2 separate regions of the Homo sapiens genome follow, and region 2 is linked to region 1. Evidence: chromatin loops called from intact Hi-C (ENCODE). Cell type or tissue: PC-3. All regions are shown on one strand.

Evidence for each region. A loop is a pair of places that touch in the nucleus more often than their neighbours do. Peaks named below come from ENCODE experiments on the same cell type or tissue, not always from the same donor. Only the 100,000 strongest peaks of a DNase experiment are listed, where the experiment ranks them.
Region 2: a loop joins it to region 1, with 2.3 times the contacts of the local background. A loop is called at or near these places in 5 of 110 quality-filtered maps.

The regions. Positions count from the first base shown.
Region 1 is chr1:220,019,334-220,027,333 of GRCh38, forward strand. It overlaps EPRS1 (glutamyl-prolyl-tRNA synthetase 1), which reads right to left. Exons shown (of 32, transcript NM_004446.3): 7 at 5,799-5,925; 8 at 4,931-5,123; 9 at 3,014-3,185; 10 at 655-888. Among named protein-coding and RNA genes, the nearest start is that of EPRS1, 23 kb to the right of the region's middle. RefSeq lists an enhancer at 7,398-7,899. In PC-3, no CTCF peak of the experiment used is centred here; no DNase peak of the experiment used is centred here.
Region 2 is chr1:220,114,477-220,122,476 of GRCh38, forward strand. The region is part of intron 12 of IARS2 (isoleucyl-tRNA synthetase 2, mitochondrial); the gene reads left to right. MIR215 (microRNA 215) reads right to left here and starts at 3,486; the gene lies at 3,377-3,486. It overlaps MIR194-1 (microRNA 194-1), which reads right to left and starts at 3,765; the gene lies at 3,681-3,765. It overlaps LOC124904515 (a long non-coding RNA gene), which reads right to left and starts at 4,637. Exons shown (of 2, transcript XR_007066883.1): 1 at 4,509-4,637; 2 at 3,266-3,407. RefSeq lists an enhancer at 197-366. In PC-3, no CTCF peak of the experiment used is centred here; no DNase peak of the experiment used is centred here.

The DNA of each region.
Region 1 (8,000 bases):
AATGGTGACATTTTCAAATATGGAAATCCCATGCATTCATACATTTTTATTTATCAAACATTTTCAAGGTCCCTATTCCACATAGGACCATGAGAATCAGAAAAAAGATGGTATCCTGTCATTCACATATGAATATACTTTATAAAGCCCTTTGGAATAAAACAAAAATATATGTAGGAAATTAATATTCTGCAGGGATCTGCAAACCTCAGTAAGTATGCAGTAATACCCTTTTCATGGAGCTCAAGATAAACTTTTACATCTTCACTTCGATTCAAGGGTATTTTAACCTTCTTGGGACCTAGCCAAAAAGAAAAACCTCAGCCTCAGCAGAGAGTAGAGATCAGTAACCAAATATACCAAGAACCAGAAAGTCAAAACTGTTCTTCTATTAAATGCTAAGACCTGCAGAGGATGTGCCCTCATGTGTGTTTTTCATTCCATGATCCCCAGTGGGCACTCCATTATTTGTGGCATTAAAACAAGAAGGGGAAGCCCTAATGCACTGGCTGAGAAGAAGATAAGAATCAGGAATTCTATAGGCCTACCCATTCCCCCTCCTCCCAATCACCTTCCCTATCTCTCAAGCAGTTTAAAAATCACTGATCTACTATGTCCTTACTTCTTGTCAATTCTAAGTAACATTAAACATACCATCCATCTACTAGTCCTTCATTGACAAACCATGTGAGTTTTCTTTTGGATAGCACTGTGTTGTTGAGATTTAGCCGACTATATTCCCAAATATATGGTTTTCTTATGCCTAAAGCTTCAATAATCCAGTAAAACTGCTCATCTCTGTCATGGTATTCTGTTGTTCTCAGGGCATGTGTAACACCTTCGATGCTGTCAACTATGGGGCAGGCAAAATCATATGTTGGATAAACACTAGAAAAAAAGAAAATAAAATAAACAAAACATTTTACCCTTTCCCTCTTAGATTAAGCATTATAAACAACAATACTAATTTAAAATGTAATTCTTTACAAGTTAAGAGATTCTTAAAAACCAAAAGGTTTTATGACTTAATACTCAAAGTGTATCAAAACATTATCAGCCTTTGAGAACAATGAGTCAGTTGTCAACTTAGCAGTCAAACAAAAAAGCAAATTTGCAATCTAATACAAAATTAGGTATTGGCTTGGCAAATTGTATAATCATAATATTTCTGTAATGGCCAATGTATAACATAGTAGGAAGCAATAAATAATACATGTAATAATTTTAAGGAAATTTAGCTTTTGAACATCTTTTTTTTTGAGACGGAGTCTCACTCTGTTCTGAGTAATCCCTTACTCAAGTAAATCCCTAAAAGTCTTAAAAGTACTCAAACACACTCAAAAACAGTGCTCCATTCACTGTGTAAAAAAAAAAAACCGACAGAAGACCAGAAAATCATTAGGTCAAAATTACATTTAAGATGAAATAGTCTAAAAAACAGTTTCTGACTAAGATAATGTATACAATTTACATGCAGTATCAATTTGAATTTATATATATATATATATATATATATATATATATATATATATATATATTAGTGCATTATGCTTTCTTTCTTTTTTTTTGGAGACAGTCTCGCTCTTTTACCCAGGCTAGAGTGCACCGGTGCGATCTCAGCTCAGTGCAACCTCCGCCTCCTGGGTTCAAGTGATTCTCAGCCTCCCAGGTATAGATGGGATTACAGGCATGCGCCACCATGCCCCGCTAATTTTTGTATTTGTTTTAAAGTAGAGATGGGGTTTCACTATGTTGGCCAGGCTGGTCTCAAACTCCTGGCCTCAAGTGATCCACCCACCAAGGCCTCCCAAAGTGCTGGTATTACAGGCATGAGCCACTACACCCAACCAATGCTTTCCTTTTTGTTTGTCTAGAGACAGGGTTTCACTCTGTTGCTCAGGCTGGAGTGAAGTGGCATGATCACAACTCACTGTAACCTTGAACTCCTGGACTGAAGCAATCTTCTTGCCTCAGTCTTCCAAGCAGCTAGAACTACTGAAGCGTGCCACCATACCTGGCTAGTTTTTTTTTTTAATTTATTTTTTGGTAGAGACAGGTTCTTGCTATGTTTCCCACGCTGGTTTCAAACTCCTAGCCTCAAGAGAGCTTCCTGCCTCAGACTCCCAAAGTGTTGGCATTACAGGCATGAGCCACTGTGCCCAGCCATTATACATTCTAACTTTTAAGATACAACTTGATTAAGATGCTACTGCATTATGCTTTGCAATTATTTGACACTGAAAATGTGTATCCAAAGTCACTTTTCCAAATGTATTGAAAGGATTTGCTTAGTAAAACAAGGAGTAATCCTGAGAAAAATGATATGTATGCACATATAATCACATGTGTATTTGTCTATATATGGACAGACATGTCAGCACCCATGAGTTTAAAGTAAGTCACATCAGCTAACCAAGTAATCATTTACATTTACCATTCTCTTCAGAAATTTTAATTCAGCATTTATGTGTAGTACGCTTCTTCAAAGTATTAAAAAATATTTTTTATGATTTATTTTATAAAGTAGGGTTTTTTTTTTTGGAAAAGGTCCATTTAAAACAAAGATTCGTTAACCTACAAATCCACATTGAAAACTAATCTAAACACATGTTACTCTCCTGTATTGTTCATATTTCTGGAAGTTTTCAATACTATTACTTTTAGGAATCAATTTGTGCAAAGTAGACTCAAAGTTTATTACAGGAAGCAAAGTATCTTCACCTAAAGATGTACATCACAGTATACCTAATCAATACAAAAAAAGCAACTCTAGGCAGACTCAGGACTTTCATAGATGGAAGTGATCTTAGAAATAATGTGGTAGAACCTTAATTGACAGGTGAGTAAACGGCCCGTGAAAGGCTACATGCCTTTACAGAAGGCCACCAGCCAGTGAACCCATGGATGAACAAAAGGCCAGGTTTCTTGACTATTTTGCTTGTACTCCATGTTTAAAGAAGATCAAAACAAAAGCACAGATGGCTACCTAGCATATTGAAGGAGATATACTTACTTGTATTTATTTCCAGTTCTTGGATGTGGTTGAATTTTGCAGCGATAAAGGGTTGGATCTCTCATGCATCCATTGTTACTACTCATGTCAATTTTTGCTCGCAAACAACAGGACTGACCAAACTGGCTCCCTTTTTTCATTTCTTCCCACATTTGTAGATTCTTCTCAATAGCTATAAAATGATAATTACATTACGGTTCACTAATCTGGTTAAATTCAAATTATTCTCATAGTGCTATAATTTGATATAAATTTTCATGTTCTTGTTTTATAACCACCCTGTGTTAGTTTAAAAACACTGTAATATTTCCAGTATCCAGTACCAAGAGCAAATGCGTCATTTTTTAATTAAAGAAGTTTCACAATACATTTAGCAAATACAAATACGTTTTAGAAAAGGTAACATCAATACATTCCACTCATGTGGTATCAATTAAGCATAAGAAAAAGTACAAGGCCTGAAGGCTCCGCTCACCTAGTGTTTCCCTTCCCATCATGGCACAACGGGCCAGCCCCTTCTCTTCTCATCTCCCTGAAATTTAACATTCTGCCTTTAAAGCAGAAGCATTCTTATTTTGCCACCTCATGCCTAAGGGACAGAATGGTTTGGTCCGGCCCTAAGGTCCCACAGGCATTGGCACTACAGACCGTGCCTATCTAAAGAACACAGCTCAGGTTGAGAGTCTGAGCTCATGGGCTCCCTGAAAGCCCCTTCATCATCCCAATGAGAAGCAGGATACTCTTGGATCCAAGAAAATAAGAGGTGATAGAAAACAGTGACACAGGAAAGAAAAGAGTTTAATACCAGAAAAAAGGACTCTACATTCCAAGTGGCTATGGCTCCCTCTATATCACAATATCTAGCAAAAACCTGCCCTGTATGCATACAAACTGTTAAACAATAATTTTCTGTGGAAGCTACTAGAAATGTAAGACACTTGCCCTCAAATAATCAAGATAGGTCTAAAAGTCCATTGGTTAGCCACCTCTGAAAATGTAGAAAACCTTTTCAAAATAAAAAAGACTCATTATAACTATTTTAATTTACTAATACTTCCCAAATGTGGCACTCCAGGTTTAATTATAGTGAAGTTCTGACAACATAATTACAGAATGAAAATCACCCAATTTAGAAGTTCAGGAGAGAAGCCATGAATAAGAAAGATATGCTCTTCAGTCAAGTGATATTTCAGAGATACAGGTTAGTACTGAGCTTGTACTATATATTATATTCATATTTACCCACATGCCAAAAGGAAGACTTGGGTGACAACATTATCATCAAACATTGTATTATAGAAAGGCTAAGTATTTAAAGTAAGAAAACTGTAAAATGTTGCAGAAGGAATCCTTCAAATTGAATGAATACAATGCAAAAGACTACACATAATAAGTGAGATACTAAGGGCATATTCACATGCAGTTGTGATGTTAATAAAATAACAAGAACATAAAGATAGAGGAAGAAAAAAGATTTCTAAGACAAATGAGTCATATACCCAAATGTATTTAAACTAGCAGCTTTTGCCAGATACGGTGGCTCATGCCTGTAATCCCGGCACTTTGGGAGGCCAAGGCAGGCAGATCACAAGGTCAGGAATTCGAGACCAGCTTGGCCAATATGGTGAAACCCCGTCTCTACTAAAAATACAAAAATTAGCAAGGTGTGGTGGTGCACGCCTGTCATCCCAGCTACTTGGGAGGCTGAGGCAGAAGAATCACTTGAACCTGGGAGGCGGAGGTTGCAGTGAGCCGAGATCGCGCCATTGTACTCCAGCCCAGGCAACAGAGCGAGACTCCTTCTCAAAACAAACAAACAAACAAAAAAACTAGCAGCTTTCACAAAAAAGAAATCACGTTCTACTAAAGAAGCACAATATAAGAATATCAATTAAAATATAAAACAATGTGGCTTACGGTTTTTTCTATGTTTAGAGTCTATCCTCTGCTCACGTTCTGCTTTCATCTGTTCAGCAGGAGTATCATCCACATAAGCCTTCCCTTCTTGAATTAGCTTCTCTGCATACTTCATTATAGTTTCAAAATGATCCGAAGTATAAGTAAATTGATCTGGTTTGATATGCAACATTGCAACATCTTCCAAGATAACCTGTAGTAAGAAACCAAAATAACCATCAGTATATCTTTTGCATTTTTTCGTGCATTTTCAACCCTTGATACTGCATTTAAGCAAATGTAACATAGACCATCAGTCTTATTTAGCCTGAAAATGGTTGTGGAAGTTACATGATATTAGATCAAAAAAGAAAAAACAGATAGATACTCATTATATTAGCCTCCAAATTTCCAGCTGAGAAAGCTGATCTCACGATGGAGTTTTCCATTTACTTTGGAAAAGCTGGTCATTACTGGGAGAACTGACAATCATTTGCCCTCTCTTTGAATACACTGCCATACTTCTGAATAAAGATAAGAGGCTAGGAAACCTTCACATTTTCCAATACCTACTTAGTGTTTATTTCATTCATAAACTTAAGATTATATGACCAAAAAACCTGCCTCCAGTGACCATTTAATAAATTGGTATTATAGGAAAACATATCATTCAGGTAAACTCTATAACTGGGGAAAGGAAAAATAACTCTTAAGTTTTTTGGTATGGGAGCTCGACATTTCTTGGCTTAGGTCTCAGATATGGAATATATAGATAGGGAAAAAAGCAGCTATGAGAACAAAATTTATTTTCATACCATGAAGGTATTAGGTAATCCTGTAACTTTAATTCACTTTTCTGGCAAAGGGTCATCACTACACTTTTAATTACCTTCTCAAAATCTTCCTTTTCTTTTTCAGGATTTGTGTCATCAAATCTCATGATCAGTTTCCCTTTAAAGTTAACCTGGTAGTGCTGGTTCAGAAGAGCAGCTTTTGCATGCCCAATGTGTAAGTAACTAAAACAAAAACATTTCACAAAGAAACTCATTAACATGTTTTAACTAAATACTTAAACTTAACCTTTTTGAGGAGATGAGAACTAAACAAAAGTCCTTCTAATTGGTACCCAAGTCATATTTTATTTTCTAACAAAAAGTACTGTGATAGAAAATCTGACCCTGACAGGAAAAAAAAAAAAGACTATACCATATATAAAACAATTATAAGAAACAACTTCAAATGTAAAATCTCACAGAGGGGACAAGGTATTTACAAACATTGCAACCTTAAGGAGATTCTCCTTTTTCTTTTTATCAAAAAGAATGATCATTTAATTAAAGTAAAGCTGCTTCAAAATTGTTTCCAACGCTACCTTCCACTGTTTGTCTTTAATAAGACCTACTACTACTGAGAACTGGGTGCCCACCTATGCCACTGGAGAGAAGCTCTTCTGAGACTGTCACTGTGATGACTAAATGAAAAGAGCACATGACAATTAGTAAAAGCCGCTTTACTTCTCTAGGCTTTGGTTTTCTCAGATGCCAAAATAAAAGTTTTTTTTTTTTTTTTTGAGACGGAATCTCGCTCTGTCGCCCAGGCTGGAGTGCAGTGGCACGTTCTCAGCTCACTGCAACCTCCACCTCCTGGGTTCAAGCGATTCTCCTGCCTCAGCCCCCCAAATAGCTGGGACTACAGGCACGCGCCACCATGCCCAGCTAATTTTTGTATTTTTAGTAGAAACGAGGTTTCACCATGTTGGCCAGGATGGTCTCGATCTCTTGACCTCGTGATCCGCCTGCCTTGGCCTCCCAAAGTGCTGGGATTACAGGCGTGAGCCACCGCACCCAGCCAAAAGATTATTTTTTAACTTTAATTTTTTAACTTCTATTTTAGGTTCAGGGGTACATGTGAAGTTTTGTTATATAGGTAAACTCATGTCACGGAGATTAAAAATAAAAGAATTTTAACTAAATAATCCCAAAGGTCTCATCAGCACCAACACTCAATGAATCAGAATCTACAAAAACACTGTTCTGCTGTTCCTGTGAGCAGCTGACAATTGTAAGGAAGAATACAGATCAGAGACACTGTTGATAATATCACACATCAACACCCTCCTTCTATCAAGTACATGAGTAAAAGAAAATATGTTACACCACTATGTTGAAATACAGTTGATTGGGCTGACAAGGCATGAAGCAAGGAAGTTTAATCAGCTTTCACCAACTTGTATTAGTTTCAAATTATAATGATGGCAGCAGTGGTACAGTTTTTTTTGTTGTTGTTGTTTTGTTTGTTTTTTTTTTGAGACGGACTCTCGCTCTGTCGCCCAGGCTGGAGTGCAGTGGCGTGATCTCAGCTCACTGCAAGTTCTGCCTCTCAGGTTCACACCATTCTCCTACCTCAGCCTCCCAAGTAGCTGATACTACAGGTGCCTGCCACCATGCCCGGCTAATTTTTTGTATTTTTAGTAGAGACGGGGTTTCACTGTGTTAGCCAGGATGGTCTCGATCTCCTGACCTTGTGACCCGCCTGCCTCGGCCAGCAGTTGTACAGTTTTAAGATAGTTACCTGGTTTCCCACACAGGTTTGATCTCAGTTGATATCCATATGGGAGGGGGAAAAGTTTATGAAATTATATTATTTTATAAAATAAAATAATATAAAAATTCATAAAAGTTTATGAATTTACATTATTTTCAAATCAATCAAGTTTTTAAAAGTCATTAGCATCCCAGATCAATGATTCAACTTTAAGAAGGGCTTGGGCCGGGCACAGTGGCTCATGCCTGTAATCCCAGCACTTTGGGAGGCGGAGGCGGGCAGATCACGAGGTCAGGAGTTCAACACCAGCCTGGCCAACATGGTGAAACCCCGTCTCTACTAAAAATACAAAAATTGGCCAGGCACGGTGGCTCACGTCTGTAATCCCATCACTTTGGGAGGTCGAGGCAGGTGGATCACGAGGTCAGGAGATCAAGACCATCCTGGCTAACACAGTGAAACCCCGTCTCTACTAAAAAAAATACAAAAAAATTAGCCGAGAGTGGTGGCAGGCACCTGTAGTCCCAGCTACCTGGGAGGCTGAGGC
Region 2 (8,000 bases), 95 kb after region 1:
AGAATGCTTTCTAAAATTTTTTAGTGTTTTAAAGTGAAATATTTTTTCTTCAAAAATTGAAAAATAATGTGGATGATTAAGAACCGTTTATATATGTTAAATAAAATATGCTAAAATAGTCTTTTGGGGGACTAAAATATAAGTTCAAAACAATTCTATCATACAGTTAAAATATTAACTAGATTTTCTTAAATATTGATACTTAGAAGTAAAGTCTCTGACTTTTTTTCTATGAGAATTTATTGGGCTGTATTAAGGTATCATGGATCCAAAGATGGACAGTGTTTAGCAGGGGAGCCTGAAATGTATTTTTTCTAAAGGAATGAAGAGAATCACTCTCACATTCTGAGTCTGCTTTCCTTTTCAGTGGAAATGGGATTATGTAATTGTGTAGATACTTAAAATTTAAGAAATTGTAGTTAAATGCACATGATTACACTGATGATTATATTCCCAGTTTTTCCCTTTTTTTTTTTTTGAGTTGGAAAGGTAATAGATGGACATAGTGAACAATTCATAGTAGAAAAGCTTGTACACTGAAAAGTAGGCTTTTTCCTACTCCAGGTATCCAGAACCTTTTTTTGAGGCAGTCATTGTTTACAGCTGTTTCTGAATCTTTCCAGAAAAAATGAATTCTTCTGTCAGCACATACATATGTTTATACAAAAGAGAGTATCTCTATCTTCTGCTCTGTGCCTAGATTTTTTTCACTTTATGTGTTATGATTTATTCCAAATCACTACACATAGATCAGCCTCATTCTTAAGCTTTATTAAAGCATACTTTACATACTATAAAATTCATGGCCAGGTGCGGTGGCTCACGCCTGTAATCCCAGCCCTTTGGGAGGCCGAGGCTGGTGTATCATGAGGTCAGGAGTTCAAGACCAGCCTGGCCAAGATGGTGAAACTCCATCTCTACCGAAAATACAAAAATTAGCCAGGCATGGTGGCGCGGGCCTGTAATCTCAGCTACTCCGAAGGCTCAGGCAGAGAACTGCTTGAACCTGGGAGGCAGAGGTTGCAGTGAGCCAAGATCGTGCCACTGGACTCCAGCCTGGGTGACAGAGTGAGACTCTATCTCAAAAAAATTAAAAAAGAAAAATTCATTTATTATAAGTGATTTATAGTAAATTTGTTAAGTTTTACAGCCACTATCATAATTGTGTCTTAGAATAATTCTTTTATCCCGAACAGCTCCCTTTTGTGCTTTTCGAAAGAGAAGTTGCTTGGAAATCTGTGAGCTTTGGAGAATGGCAACTGAATTTGAACCCAGGCTTTGCCATTCACTGTGTGTGAGACTGAGGAATTTACTTAGCCTCTGGCTCCTCTATAAAATAGGAAAAGCAATGGTTGCAGGTAGACTGTTATGAATACTAAATAATAAATGCAAACTACTTGGTGTAAAGCACAGTATTCCATAGATGATGAGCTATTCATGTATTCACTTAAGAAACATTGTTATGTGGGCACAGTGGCTCATGCCTGTAATCCCAGCACTTTGGGAGGCCAAGGCGGCAGGATTGCTTGAAGCCAGCTGTTCAAGATTACAGTGAGACCCCATCTCTACAGAAAAATTTAAAAATTAGCTGGTGTGGTAGTGTGGGCCTGTAGTCCCAGCGACTTGGGAGGCTAAGGCGAGAGGATCGCTCAAGTCCAGGAGTTTGAGGTTATAGTGAGCTATGATCATGCCAATGCACTCCAGCCTGGATGACAGAGCAAGACACTGTCTCTTCAGAACGAAACAAAACAGAACACATTGTCAAGCACTTAGTACGTGTCAGTGCTAGGAACTGCTAGTTGCTACAGTGAACAAGACTGACATGGCCCCTGTTTTTAATGAGATAATAGTCTAGCTAGTTTATCTTCTAGTAATATTAGGGAGGCTTTGAGTGTTGTTGCTGTTTTTCACAGATGTGGAGAGGGGAATGTTAATTCTTCCTTTTAGGAACACATTCCAGATTTTCATTTTCTTTGAGCAATTTTTTTTAATTTGGTGAATGGAATTTTTTCTAAATTATGCTATTAAGAAGTTTAAACTTTTAAGTAGACTTGAGGAGTAAGAGTATGTTTTAGGAAAAGAAAGTAGAGGCTAGAGACTGGAAAGTCATTGGAAAGCTATTTCAATATTATTATAAGTTGGATCTGAGGTAAGACTTTAGGAATAATCTAAATATTGTTGCTGTGGTGTTCTTACAGAGCTTGGTCAGATGTAAACTACTAATATCTTAATACTTACATTAAGAATTAATGTAAATTCTGTCCAGTTCAGATTATTTTATTTTATTTTTGATACAGTCTCACTCTGTCACCCAGGCTGGAGTGCAGTGATGTGATCTTGGCTCACTACAACCTCCACCTCCCAGGTTCAAGTGATTCTCCCTCCTCAGCCTCCTGAGTAGCTGGGACTACAGGCACGCGCCACTGACTTGGCTAATTCTTGTATTTTTAGTAGAGATGGGCTCTTGCCACGTTGACGAGGCTGGTCTCGAACTCCTGGCCACAAAGGATCCATCCACCTCTGCCTCCCAGAGTGCTGAGATTACAGGCATGAGCTACCATGCCCAGCCTCAGACTTAGTTTAAAAGAAAAAGAATTAAAGTGATTATACCTGAGACGAGTTTCCACAAACATTTGTTTAAAATTTCACACTGGAAAGTTTTTTTTTTTTTTGGAAAGTTTTATAAGCCATGTCATTGTCTCCTCTTCTTTTTTTTTTTTTTTTTTTTTTTTGAGATGGAGTTTCACTCTTGTTTCCTAGGCTGGAGTGTAGTGGCACGATCTCAGCTCACTGCAATCTCCGCCTCCCAGGTTCAAGTGATTCTCCTGCCTCAGCCTCCTGAGTAGTTGGGATTAGAGGCATGTGCCACCACGCCCGGCTAATTTTATATATATATATTTTTTAGTAGAGACGGGGTTTCTCCATGTTGGTCAGGCTGGTCTCAAACTCCCGACCTCAAGTGATCCGCCCGCCTCAGCCTCCCAAAGTGCTGGGATTACAGGCGTGAGCCACTGTGCCCGGCTACTCTTCTTTTCACTATTTAGAGAGCAAGATGTCTAGGGAATTTCACTGAAGTGATTGAGGTGGGTGGGGATTCCTTGGTGGAATAGCCCTCTGGACTCTGAGGTGGATCATATGTATGTATTAGTAAATATAGCAAACTGGTTTAATTGATACATCCTGATAATTAAATGGTACATAGGTTGACTGGTCAGTAAGTTAGGTTAAATAAATATGAGCTTTGTCAGAAAAACACAAGTTTTCATTAGGTATATTTATGTTTTATTTACTCAATACATTTACATGGTAGTGTTACAGATTATCTTCTGTGTACCTGCCATTGCGTTGGTTGCGTGGTGTTAGTCGATTTCTGATATTGAAGTAGCACAGTCATACAGAATATTGGCCTAAAGAAATGACAGACAAACTCAGCTATATTGTCTGTCAATTCATAGGTCATTTTCCTGTATACCATTTCTGAATGATGACTTTAATCCTCTTCCATTATTGGATCTTTTTGGTGTTACAAAACTTGAATTTAAGAAAATTGATATTAATTCTTAATCATTTGTTAATTTTATAAAACAGGCTGAAAATCTTTTTTTCTGCTGGAATCAAATGAGAGTCCAAGTGACCACAATTTTCTGTCTTTCTTTATTATACCTTTATATTGTAGCAAGTTGGTAACCATCAAAAGTAACAGCATCTCCACTGGAAATTGGTACACAGTCCACATGGAGTTGCTGTTACACTTGATAACACCATTAAACATATAAGGAGATTCCTTTTGCTCATCATGGGAGCTGTACGATATCTCTAAGTATACTTGTTTCACAGAAGAAAGTCTCGATTTATTCATGTTCTAAATAAGTTTAGGGACTGGTAGATTTGAAACGCTGATGTTTTATTTTGATTTGAATTAATAGTGTCATTTGCATTTTAGATCATATTTGTATTTTATCAAGAAATAATTCCATTTCTGACTTTACTGTCATTGGTCATTTTTTGAATCTGTGAGATAATGCCATTAGAATTTGGGTTGAAATCTGTTACTAGTCAATAAAAACAGAAGAAATAATTTTTAGCATAAAAAAGATAAAATGTAGAAACACTGGCTACCTGGGAAGGAAAAGAAGTTGGTTAAATTTCTTTCATCATTTCAAACAGTTATAATCACTTTCATGCTATTAATGCTATAGTTAACATAGTGAAACTTAGCCCCTAACTTCTGGAAATTATGAGAAATTTAGTAAAAATAGCCAAGGAATTTCCAATATAATTTGAGTGTTAACTTTAGCTACCTCAAATTTTTTCTCAGTTAACAATAATAAACCTTTTGTTCAAAAAATTTATGTTCATTAAATAAAGAAAAATTTCTTCAAAATGGTTTTCTGTCAGCTTTAAAACATAAATCTAGGATTAAACTAAAAATAGAATTTCCCCTTCCAAATTTCACATTGTTCTAGAATTAAATTTAGTAAACAAATGTGAAACATTTAGCCTCTTACCTCATTCTTCTTCCAGTAAGTTACAGAAGAAAAGTTGTCTTAATAATCTTCAATATTTTTGCTTATAAAGGCAAAACACAGAAGACAGTGGGATGACAGCAGTCGTTTCTTTGTTGCTTTAGTAATCTTAATGCTGCTTAATGTCCATAACACGCTAAATAAGCCTCATTCCGGTTGATATCGAAGTTCAGAATGATTGGCTGATGTCATAGTTGCTCATGCTACCTAGTGGATTTTCACTGATTGAAACCTAAGAAGGGACACGTAATGCATGTGTTGAGATAAGGCCTTTGAGTAAAGTACAAGGTTTTATGATGGATTTATTGCTTTATGAAGTAAAGCATTAAGATGGAAGCATATAGATTACATACTGGTAAGTGGTTTCACCCACTTTTATCAGCAGTCGTTTATACTGATCTTTGGGTTATAGGTTAACTATGAGTTTGTGTTAAGTATACAATGTTAAAGAAATGAAGGTAGAATTCTTAAATTTCAGACAAATTAGGAATTTTCCTGCATTTTTTTCTGAAGAATATTAAATATCACAAGGAAATAGTTAGAAAATTGTTTAAAAATTTTTTTAGGAAACAGAAAATTATTTAAGAAATCTTTTAAGTATTATCTTGGTTTCATTATAAAAAAATTCCACTTCTAAGTATTTACCCAAAGGAAATAGGACTAATACCTCTTGTGTGAGGATATGTATATAAGATGTCCAATACAGTTGTTTATAAAGGAACATAATGATATACAAAAGAAGATGTAATTTAATTAGTTATAGAAGAATGAATATGTACCTGTTAAAAATGTCAGCTTAGCTCTTAATGGTTGCCTAGTTCCTTGTGTATGAAAATCAAATGAACATAACTTATCCAGTGTTTGGATTTTGTTAGATGTTTGTCACATCTCTATAATGAGTGTCTTTTGAGCACTTGTTCACAGTTAACTTTATATACTTTTTTCAAATTATCTTTTTAGATTTTGTTTGAACATTAAGTTTATCTTTGTTTTTATCATCATTATACCTAGCTCAAGTTTGTGGGTTATATGTCTGTTTATTTTTATTGCAATTTTTGTTTTCAAAGCTCTCTGTCACACTTTTTTTTTTTTTTTTGAGTTGGAGTCTTGCTCTTGTTCCCCAGGCTGGAGTGCAATGGTGGGATCTTGGCTAACTGCAACCTCTGCCTCCCAGCTTCAAGCGATTCTCCTTCTTCAGCCTCCCAAGTAGCTGGGATTACAGGCTTGCGCCACTATGCCTGGCTGATTTTTGTATATTTAGTAGAGATGGGGTTTCTTCATGTAGGTCAGGCTGGTCTCGAACTCCCCACCTCAGGTGATCCGCCCGCCTCGGCCTCCCAGAGTGCTGGGATTATAGGCGTGAACCACCGCGCCCGGCCTTTTTTTTTTTTGAGATGGAGTCTCACTCTGTTGCCAGGCTGGAGTGCAGTGGTGCAATCTCGGCTCACTGCATCTTCTGCCTCCTGGGTTCAAGTGATCCTCCTGCCTCAGCACCCCCCAAGTAGCTGAGACTATAGTCACGCACCACCATACCTGGGTAATTTTTGTATTTTTGTAGAGACCGGGTTTTGCCATGTTGCCCAGGCTGGTCTTGAAGTCCTTAGCTCAAATGATCCACCTATCTCAGCCTTCCAAAGTGCTAGGATTACAGGTGTGAGCCACCGTGCCCGCCCAAAATTAATTTATTCAATTGACAAAAATTGCTTATATTATGTACAACATGTTTTGAAATATGTATGCATTGTGGAATGGCTAAATCTAGCTAATTAACATGTATTTGTTGGGTTTTTCTTTACTCTCTTATTTTAAAATTAACTTTATTGTTTTAAAAATACAAATAATTTATCTAGAATCTCATAATAGAACCGAATTATAGAACATAATGCTTACTAAAGTGCATTTAGTAGACTTTATTTAGAACATGATGTTTTCATAATTCACAATATAAAGTAAGGAAGGAAGTCTTGCTCTCTAAATATTAGTGAGACTTGCTCTCTTAATGAGATAAAGCTTCTTCCCTTAAAAATGTTTCATGTTTCTTTTGGATACATTGAACAAATTTTTCTTTTGTTCTGATTCATATACTTATGTAACAAGGAAAAAAATCTGAAGTATGTTGTTTTATTTACAGTAGCCTTTTTGAAATTGGATTTTTAAAAATAATTGCAGGATTGCTTTTCATTGATGTAGCTAATGTGTAGTTACGTTGTTTCTCGTAAGTGTAATTAGGTAAGCTAAAAGAAAAACAAAAAACCTTTCCTCCTCACTAAGAGACTTTTGTCAGTTTTTTTAAAAAGTTTTTTAAATTTGCAAATAAAGTATGTATAAAACACAAAATTACATTTCTTATATTAAAATATGCGCTATATCTAAATTACTAATATTGTTATAAAAATGTAGCAATTAAAATGAATTTTAGACTAGAGGTGTCTGACTAAACTTGGTGGGATTTTACGGTTGCTTTAATAACATGCCAACAGCAAAACTGGAATCTTTCTTTCTTAATGCTTTTAGTTATATGCTCAGTAGGTTACTTGAATGTAGTTAAATAACATTTAAAATGTCATTGAATTTTCTGATATTTAGGAATATGAAAAAGAACTTATTTTTATTTTTTTTAAAATAGATGTGGGGTCTTTACTATGTTGCCCAGGCTGGTCTTGAACTCTTGGGCTCAAGTGATCCTCCTGCCTTGGCCTCCCAAAGTGCTAGGATTATAGTCATGAGCCACCGTGCCAGGCCAAGAATATGAAAAAGAGCTTAGTTTTATTAAAGTTGAATTTAGGATTCTAAAATATGGATGTGGAGCTGAGTGTGGTGGCTCACAACCCATAATCTCAGCATTTTGGGAGGCTAAGGCTGGAGGATTGCATGAGGCCAGGCATTTGAGACCAGCCTGAGCAACAAAGCGAGATTCCCATCTCTAGAGGGGGGGAAAGAAAGCAGGGCATGTTGGCATGGGCCTGTAGTCCCAGCTACTCAGGAGGCTGAGGCGGGAGGATTACTTGACGCAGGAGTTCAAGGCTTCAAGTGAGCTATGATCATGCCACTGCAATCCAGCTTGGGCCACAGAGTAACACCTTGTCTCAAAAAAATTAATTAATTAAAATAAAATAAAATGGATATGTTTCATCTATAGTCATAACGTTACTCACTTTCTTTAGTTATTAGGACTTTTTCTTTTAAGAATAAAAATTTTCGCCTAGTCTTCGTCACTTTTTCCGATGTTTATAGAAACTGAAACTCAAAAAATAGTATGATTTATTCCTGTCATTTTCCAGTTAAGTCCAGTTAGAGTCTGGTCTTTGGACTTAGTGCTTGCTGTGTCAACACACTAATCTCCTGAGACTGCCTAGTTCCTCACTTCATCTCTGATACGTAGTCTTCACTCTATGCCTGGGTAAAAGAGCCTTTCTGCCATTGCTTAGCAAACTCCAGAGAGTAAGAGTGTGAATTCAGTTACAGTGTTGTCTT